Regions from separate parts of the Homo sapiens genome. Here region 1 is linked to region 2. The links are chromatin contacts, found by Hi-C or POLR2A ChIA-PET in ENCODE. All regions are on one chromosome and are shown on one strand. Each heading gives the region's core, a stretch centred on a gene start or an enhancer-like site at or near the end of the contact. The rest is flanking DNA. Distances are from core to core; before and after follow the strand shown.

Region 1 (4,516 bases), core at 781-3,280, 66 kb before region 2:
AGAATCTTGGGTGAGGGCGCTCCCTCTGCCAAGGGCAGCTTCTGGGCGGGATTCAGCTGAGCCATCTGCAGCTGACACTCCCATAGCTGAAGGGCCGTGCGTGCCCATGCTGAGGGCAGCCCCTGCCTCTGCTGCACAGCTGTGGCAACAGCCGGATCCGAGGGAGCCTGAAATCCAGAAGAGTGAGAAAGCCTAGTTCCCAGGCTTTTGGGGTTGTAAAATCAAGGCAATGTTTAGAATGGAAAAGAAGCTAGAAAGAAGAAAAGGCTAACTACAGCAAAGAGAGGAGAGAGAGGGCTGGGGAGAGAAGGAAGGGGCTTTGTATCCCTCAGAAACCTGTGTGTTCCTCAAGGGATGGCAGCAGGAGGAAAGGGGCCCCTCAGTGTCAGGGGAGAAAAATTTTAAATAAAATAATTAAGGTGCCTCTTTAATACTTTTTGTTGTTAGACTGGCCTTCATAAACTGCAATTCCATGCAGAAAATGGGCTTGGCCCTGGGGTTTATTTAGGTAACACATCTTACAAATTGGTCTTTTTTCTTAAGCTAGTTTGGAGTGGATTTTTATTACTTGAAAGCAAGAATGTGTCAATGAAAAGAGTTGAACTCTGTAAAATACTTAAGGAGATTTATTCTGAGCCAAATATGGGGACCATGACCCATGACACAGCCCCAGGAGGTCCTGGGAACATGTGGCCAAGGTGTTCGGGCTGCAGCTTGGTTTTACATGTTTCAAAGAGACAGAAGACATCAACCAGCTATGCAAGGTGTGCATTGGTTGGGTCTGGAAAGGCAGGACAGCTCAGAGTGAAGCCTTTCAGGTCACAGATGGATTCAAAGATTTTCTGATTGGCAATTGATTGAGGCTGGGCATGGTGGCTCATGTTTGTAATCCTGGCACTTAGGGAAGCGGAGGCAGGAGGAGGATTGCTGGAGCCCAGGAGTTCAAGGCCTGCCCGGGCAACATAGCAAAACTTCATTCTCCAACAAAGAGAGAAAAACAGGCAATTAGTTGAAAGAGTTAAGTTATTATTTAAAGAGCTGGAGTCAATAGGAAGGAATGTGTTGGTTAAAATAAGGGTTTTGGAGAACAAGATTTTATCATGCAGAATTGGCCTCCAGGTAGCAGGCTGCAGAGCTATCAGACCTAGGGAGGTGCTTCTCAGACTGTTACTTAATTATCTCCTAGATCAGGAAAAACATCTAGAAAGGGAAGGGGACGCTATAGAAAGTGGACTTTCCCCACAAAAGACAGCTTTGCAGGGCCATTTCAAAACAAGTCAAAGAAATATAGTTTGGGGTAAAATACTTCAGTCTCTCTCAGGGTCAGCTACTTACCACGTGATGTTATACTACAGTCAGGGTGGAATTAGCATCTTATTGCTACTAAGAGTCTGTGCTGTGGGTCTTAAGGTCTCTGTTTTCATGTGACTGGTGATCAGTTGTGCCAGAACTCCAAAGGGAAAAGGGTATTTTACCCTCGTTTTGAGGCACGTCCGACCCCACTTCCCATCCAAGCCTGGACTAGCTTTTTAGTTCTCTTTGGAATGAATGCCAGTGGCCAAGAGGACAGTCCATTGTGTTGACTGGGGAGCTTAGGATTTTATTTTTGGTTTGCAAGTGTCAATCATGGCAGAGACAGTTCTGTAGCTTGGTGCAAAAAGATGAAATAAGATGAACAAATAATTATGTTACTTATTTACTGTTTATTGAATACAAAGCACCCTAAGGCATTGTGGAGAAATTAGTTTAACTTTTTACCCAGTTGAAAGGACCAAAAACAGCTAAGCCTCTGGAAAAAAGGCTAAATCTAGATTTGAGTGCTACCCTCGGCGGGGCAGACTCTAATATCGGGCAGTTTTCATTCTTTCCTTCCTAACATGGAAATGTGCAGATAGGAGACAAGTTAGGAGTGTTGGGGTGTGATTGGTTTGGGTTAGCTATGTTCTTGGCTAGACATTTCTTTCCTAGACAAAATACACCACATAGAGCCAGCACCGCAGCAGTGCGGACTCAGCAGCCTGAACGTCTGTCTGGGTTCACTGACGTCCTCATCGAGAAAGCAGCTGAGCCCTAACCTCCAACCACACATTACAGTATAGAAGCAGCAACTGGGGGTTTAGCAGTATGTTTCCTAGAAATCACTCTAAACAAGGGTTCCCTTGAGGAAATTATGTCTGTGCAGCCTGAAATAAAAGGGCGTCTCCTTTGCCAGGCTTCGATCTGGTGCTTCCAGCCTCAAACCTGGGGTTGAGCAGGTGCGGGGGCTTAGCCTCAGGAAGACGCTGACCTCCAGGTTGGTATTCAAAATTACACAGTTTCTACTGCGGATCTGTGATACTGGCCCTTTTCATTAAAGCGAGGAAGAGTCAGTGTATTCTTGGAGACCCTGGGGAATAATAAATCACTAAATCACTGGTAATAAGACCAATAAAACAAGATAGTGTAAACCGGCCAGGCGCGGTGGCTCAAGCCTGTAATCCCAGCACTTTGGGAGGCCAAGGCGGGTGGATCATGAGGTCAGGAGATCGAGACCATCCTGGCTAACATGATGAAACCCCGTCTCTACTAAAAATACAAAAAATTAGCTGGGCGTGGTAGCGGGTGCCTGTAGTCCCAGCTGCTCAGGAGGCTGAGGCAGGAGAATGGCGTGAACCCAGGAGGCGGAGCTTGCAGTGAGCCCAGATCATGCCACTGCACTCCAGCCTGGGCGACAGAACGAGACTCTGTCTCAAAAAAAAAAAAAGATAGTATAAACCAGATTATGCATACCTTAAGCACACACAGTTTTCATCTACTGCCAACCCCAAAAGCTTCTTGTGATAAATAGGCAACATTTTTGTTTTGTTTTGTTTTGCGTGAAGGAGAATATTCAAAGTGCAGAGCCGGCGAGACACTCTCCTCTCTGGCATATTTGGTCTCTGCCAAAGCACTGAGCCATATTCATAAAGGCAGCTTGAAATCTAACCACCTCTAACAATATAGTCTGGAGGGAAAAATTAGAAAGTACTTTTTGAATACTTAATAGTAATATAGTATGTTATTACCAAGTGCTTCTGCGTAGGATCTGAGTGCTGCACCAGCAACCCTCTCAGTCTATAGACTCTCTGAGATATGTTCTTTCTTTCTTAATCAAATGGATTTGCAGATCTGGAAATCAAATTTCGATTGGCTCTTTTGTTTTGATTTTCCTCAATCATAATTTGTGTACATGACTAGAAAATCACTTACATAAACCCATTCTGATTCTCCTTGGACACCTATTGTGGGCCAGCCTCTCTCTGGACAAGGGACAGTCACATCCCCAGCCCTGCCTCTAGGAGTTTGCTCTCTGCTGGGAACAACAATTACCTTTGTTAGTGCCATTGTTACCACAACACATGACCTTCCAAGAGGAAGGGACCTGGTTTCCAGAAAAGAGAGATTTGATCCTGGCAACAAGGACCCGTGGATGGAAGGCCACTGCAGAGTGTGAGCTGGCAGATGCGTTTTCATTTTCGGTTCTTTGCTTCTTAATGGAATTGACTTTTAGTAATCTGGTATCCACATTGCTCTGAGTTTATAAAAATGGGGGAAGGGGCAAGAAAGAACATTTCATAACATGTGTGTGCTTGGAGGGAAAATCGCTTTTTGAAAGATCATAAGGTATTTTTACAGCTCGCTGAACTCAGAAGCTGAAACGCAAATGCGATAAGAGGTCCCAGCTGTTGGTGCCACTGTGGGCGTGCCTCGACTTCCCTGGCTGCGCCGTTGGTTCTCCAGGTGGAAGATCGGGATGCGGGAGGGAATTCTTGGAATGGTCAGCTGCTGCCTTGCTTGCCCTGCCACTTACCCTCCCCTGCTCTTGCTCCTCCCTCCTTCCACTTGAATAAATGAAAGGTATGGACGTCTTCCTCAACCCAGAGCTCAGCTGAGGAGGCCGGCAGAACAGCACCCTCTTCAGCTCTCAAACCGTGTCGAGCTGCTGAGGTCAAGACCAACACAGCAACACTGACTTAGAGAAAGAGACTGGATTGAATTTAAAACGACTGGAGCAAAATACCTATTTCACATGAAGAACACGTCTGGCTATGGATACACTGTCTCCTCGGGACTGGCCCTGGGTTTTGTAGATTCCAAAGCCCAACTTTACCCAAAGTTGGTCAGGCTCGGGGGAGAACCCATGCTGACGGTCTCACCAGAGACGTATCGATGAAGCCGAGCATCTGCTTGCCAGTCTCCCATGAATATCACACATGGTAGGAAGATTGTTCTGGTCATGTGGGACTGCTTTATCCCATGCAGGGCCTTATGGAAGCATCATCGTCATCGCGAGGCTGGACAAGGCGTTACTGTACAGAGTACCACAGGCAATTGTGACACGGTGGTAGGCATTTGTGAACCTAAACATATCTCAAGGTAGAAAGGTGCTGTAAAAATACTGCGCTGGAATCTCATGGGGCCACCATTGTATATGCAGTCTGTCACTGACCAAAAAGCTGTTAGGCAACCATGGCTGTATTTTGTCATTCAACTGCTT
Region 2 (4,373 bases), core at 517-3,016:
ATTTAAACTACTTTTTAATTCAAATGATGACTTTGTCCCTAATAGCTTAAAAAGCAAAATAACGTACCTTAAACATGACACATACACTCTTGGAGGCTTTTGTCTGTGCATGTGTCGGAAACTGATGTTTGCCAAGTGATAAATAAACAGGTGCCATTAGGAAAAACAGAGGTTTTCACAAATGAAAGCTCCTTCCCTCTCCCACACCCGCTCGCATATCCTCCCTGAAGACAGAGGCCAGAAAGTGAGGCTTGCTCTTCATGGTGCCTGCCGACCTCTGCAGCGCTGGACCCCTGTGGGGGAATGCCAGGAGGCTTAAGAGACACTCCCCTGCCACAGACACAGTAAGGGTTGTGTCCACAGAAATTCGCTTTAATGTTCTCTAACTAGGACTTGACGGATCCATGGCCAGGCTGACAACTCCACACAAACGTGAAGGAACCTGACAGGCAGGTGCCGACATGAAGCAGGTGCAGGTGGCTCCGGGCAAAGCAGCAGCTCCCCAGTCACCATCCACCCCACCTGGGGAAGTAGCACCTCCCCCATCCAAGGTCCACCCCAACCCAGGAGAAGCAGCAGCTCCCCTGTCTGCCATTAACCCTGACCTGGGAGAAACAACACATCCCCAGCCACCTTGCACACTGACCTGGGAGAAACAGCCTCTCCACCATCCACCTTTCACACTGGCCTGGGAGAAGTGGCACCTCCCCCATCCACTGTCCAGCCCAACTTGGGAGAAGCAGCCCCTCCCCCATGTACCATCAACCCCCACCTTAGAGCAGCAGCTTCCCCTTTCCACTGTATACCCTGACCTGGGAGAAGCAGCCCCTCCGCATCCATCGTCCACCCTGACCTCTGAGAAGCGGTGCCCCCCACCCCCATGCAGAGTGCACCCTGATTGCGGGTGATGCCTGAGGTGTGGGAGGGGCGGGGGTTAGCTGCTGCCACTGCTTCTCGTTCTCTCGAGTCCTTGCTCTGTGCCTGCACGTCAGGTTGTTCCTGTGATGGGGCCACGTGCAAGTGTGCACCAAGGGGACTTGGCCGGGTACTGTACGTCCACTGGGACACACCCTTCTACGGGTATTGCACGTCCACTGGGAGACGTCCTTCTAGGGGATCCTCACTGAGCAAATGAAGCAGAATTTGGGTAAAAATGAATTTTCCCAAAGCTGCAGTACAGCTTTTCAGTCCTCTAACTGCCTGAGATAAATGTTGGCAACTTCCTTTTATATTAAATTTCATTTTTGTCACATAATACACTTGATTATTGACCATAATAACTTTATTAATATACAGACTGATTATTGATACTCACCGATGTATTTCATGTGTTATTGAGAGTCACTCATTTGGTTTAGAAAGACCAATATCACATTGAGTAATTCGAAACATATTTAAGGCATAGAACTTGCATTTTTTTCTCTTAAGCAAAATGAGGAGTTCTAGCCAATCTTGCTAGTGTTATTTATAGCATCTTATTTCCTGAGAGAAGACAGGAAAAGTGAGTCCCTGCCTTCCCTCTCTCCGTCTGGCTCCTCCCAGGCCTGTCTGGCAGGGGCCGGGGTGCAGGAGGAGGAGACGGCATCCAGTACAGAGGGGCTGGACTTGGACCCCTGCAGCAGGTACTCGGAGCAAATGGTGAGATCAGAAGGGGGATGATGTCATTCCTTCGAAGGAATGAATTAAACGTGCTTCCTCGTGTGTCTGATTGACAGCCCTGCACAGGAGAAGCGGCATATAAAGCCGCGCTGCCCGGGAGCCGCTCGGCCACGTCCACCGGAGCATCCTGCACTGCAGGGCCGGTCTCTCGCTCCAGCAGAGCCTGCGCCTTTCTGACTCGGTCCGGAACACTGAAACCAGTCATCACTGCATCTTTTTGGCAAACCAGGTACGATTATTTCTTAAACTCAATCAATTATTTAATGGTGCTCTAATTTTAAGAAATTAGAGTTCTCGAACTCTAAGAAGCGGAGAAGAAAAAGGAGCAATTTCGATTCTTAACTTAAGGTGGGTGGTGTATCTATTAACACTAAATGGCAAGTGTTTCTTCACGTGGTGTTTCTACTGCCCGCTTGAAGAGCAAGGCACGTGGCCGCTCCTCAGCTTTTCCTCCGTGGCTGTGCTTTCACCAGCCGGGCACCCCTTCCTCTCTGAGGGTTGTGGCTGCTGCTATTTCAATGTATATACCTGCCTGGGAACCCGGGTAAACGCTTTATGTTTTCAGTTTCCGAAGAAGAAGATTCCACATGAGAGTTTGTTATTGAGGAGAGAATTAGAAACAACTCCCGGAATATCTGAAAAGTAACTGGAGATTAGAGAGAGACTCTGATTGTTAACATCATTATTAGTAGATTAGAGAGAGACTCTGATCGTTAACATTATTAGTAGATTAAAGAGAGACTCTGATTGTTAACATTATTAGTAGATTAAAGAGAGACTCTGATTGTTAACATTATTAGCAGCTGAAAAGTGGTTTTGAACATAACTAGAGAGTATTTGTGGTAAGTCTATGGAAAATCCTGTGACTGCCGGGACACACAGCGACTTTTAACAGTCTTGGGGCAGTTTGCATATGAAAAGCGAGCTGGCAGGTTGCCTGGCTACCACTTAAGGAAGGTGGGTTTGGCTGCCCAGGACTGGGAGCTGAGCACCCAGGAGTCTGGTGTTTAATCAGACTGCTGTTGGTGGTGGACGGCCGGTAAACAATTAGCTCTCTGCAAAGCTATCTTTTACTTTGATTGTTCATACGAAAAGAGTTTTAAAAGACCTTTGCAAATTCAAACTACATTCTGCTGCAGACAGGCACCGAAATCTTTCTTTTGGAAAAACACAAGCATAAACGTGGATGTGTGGCGTGCAGAGGCTGGGGCAGGGGTGAGCGGCACTGGCTCATCCGTGGCTCCATCCATGCATGCCCGGTGTCCCTGGATGGGCTGAGGCCAGGTAGCCTGGCTGCTCATCCTTCCTGTGGGATGGAGCCTCACTGTCCTTTGACAATCCGCAGCAGGGGATGCTTTGTTAGCCTCCTGCTCTTGTAAGAATCTACCTCAAGGCAGAGACAGTAGGATCTGGTTTCGTCAAAGGAGTTTGATTTAGTTTTTCTAACCTGTCCTTATGAAGCTGGGCATCCAGAACTTTCGCATTTACCATCCTGTTCTTGGCTGGCCTCTGCAGGGCCAGCCCCACACAGCTGTCCTTAGGGGACTGCGACGTACCCGGCAGTGTGGGCTGATGAGGTGGGGAGGTGGGAAGAGCCTGCCAAGGCTGTACCTGAGCTGTGTATTCTAACACCGTTCTGTGGTGCTTACTGCATGCAGGTACTGTTCTAAGCTCATGGCCAAGTGTTCGCTCCTGTCATTAAACCCTCTTAAGAGCTCCATAGAAAGGCCCTATCAGCACCACCATTATTACTGCAGCTGCCTCGGGCAGTTAGAGTAGAAAGCGCCCCAGACCCAGAGGCACATTCTGCTCCGGTAACCCATGCCTGTGGCTCGCTGGGCTAAGTCAGCCCCTGGTGAAGTTTCATTTGCCGAATTCATCTCTCATGACAACCCGATGAGGTGGGCATTTTACATGACGCTACGTTTCATTCTACGGATGAGGAAACTGAGACAGAGAAGTTAAGTAAGTTTCCCTAGGTTGCACAGCTGGTGCTCAGCATTGCTCAGCCTGGTGCTGACTCCGGCCGCAGGCCGTGCTGCTTCCGGAGCCAGGACAGATGAAACAATCACCAAGGACCCCTGGGGCGGCACTGGGGGGAGCAGATGGTTTGGGGGGGGGGTCCCAGCAGCAGATGGGTGGGGGGTCTGCAGGTGCTGCCAAGCATTTCTCTTCTTCTGAGGAATGTTTCTCTATTCCTGGAAGGTGAGGATTTCCAGGTTACCAAATGTTGTTTCTGGAGAGGGAGAGTCCTTGGATTAACAATGAGAAGTTAACGGCCTTTGATATTCTAAATATGGGAAGAATTGGGGTCTCAGTCTTCCCTTCAACCTAGAGCAGGGTGTGACCAATTGCTGGAAGGGACCTGGGGAGCCCTGGGACCCTCAGGCTCATGCTCGCCCGGAAGAGGAGAAGCTGAGATCCACAGGGTTAATCGCCCAGCCGGGCTTTGGACCACATCTCCTGACTTCGGGGCCAGCCTCCACTGAGCTGTGCCAACTTAAAATCCCCAAGAATGGAAAAACAGGCCTGCAGGAAAATAAAGAGGCAGGGTCAAAATGATGGCTAAGTCAAGTGTTCTGTTGTTTTGTAAGTATAATTCACCAAATTAAGTTTATTTGTAACTTTTTTTTACAGTTGATATTCATTCTATTTAATTAGGTTATGCATAACTGTTTTTTGCTGGATATTTACACAAAATGCGTTCACAGATT

The links. Hi-C counts contacts between places; a loop is a spot of excess contacts on that map. ChIA-PET counts read pairs that join two places held with the same protein, here RNA polymerase II (POLR2A). Pooled maps may share reads with other maps.
Region 1: a loop to region 2 is called in a map of ascending aorta, with 2.7 times the contacts of the local background. The contact joins the enhancer-like site here to the promoter of THBS2 in region 2. A Hi-C loop is called at or near these places in 2 of 168 maps with a recorded cell type or tissue (IMR-90 and ascending aorta) and 5 of 50 pooled maps. POLR2A ChIA-PET finds 5 or more read pairs at or near these places in 1 of 52 experiments (H1).

The regions. Positions count from the first base shown.
Region 1 is chr6:169,317,250-169,321,765 of GRCh38, reverse strand. No RefSeq gene overlaps it. Among named protein-coding and RNA genes, the nearest start is that of THBS2, 66 kb to the right of the region's middle. Within about 2 kb of position 2,030, at least 3 of the 41 ENCODE cell types and tissues checked have a DNase peak (open chromatin) inside an H3K27ac peak, as active enhancers do; they include ascending aorta, where a contact is called at or near this core.
Region 2 is chr6:169,251,239-169,255,611 of GRCh38, reverse strand. It overlaps THBS2 (thrombospondin 2), which reads left to right and starts at 1,766. Exons shown (of 22, transcript NM_003247.5): 1 at 1,766-1,888. RefSeq lists enhancers at 2,180-2,691, 2,692-3,204, 3,717-4,230.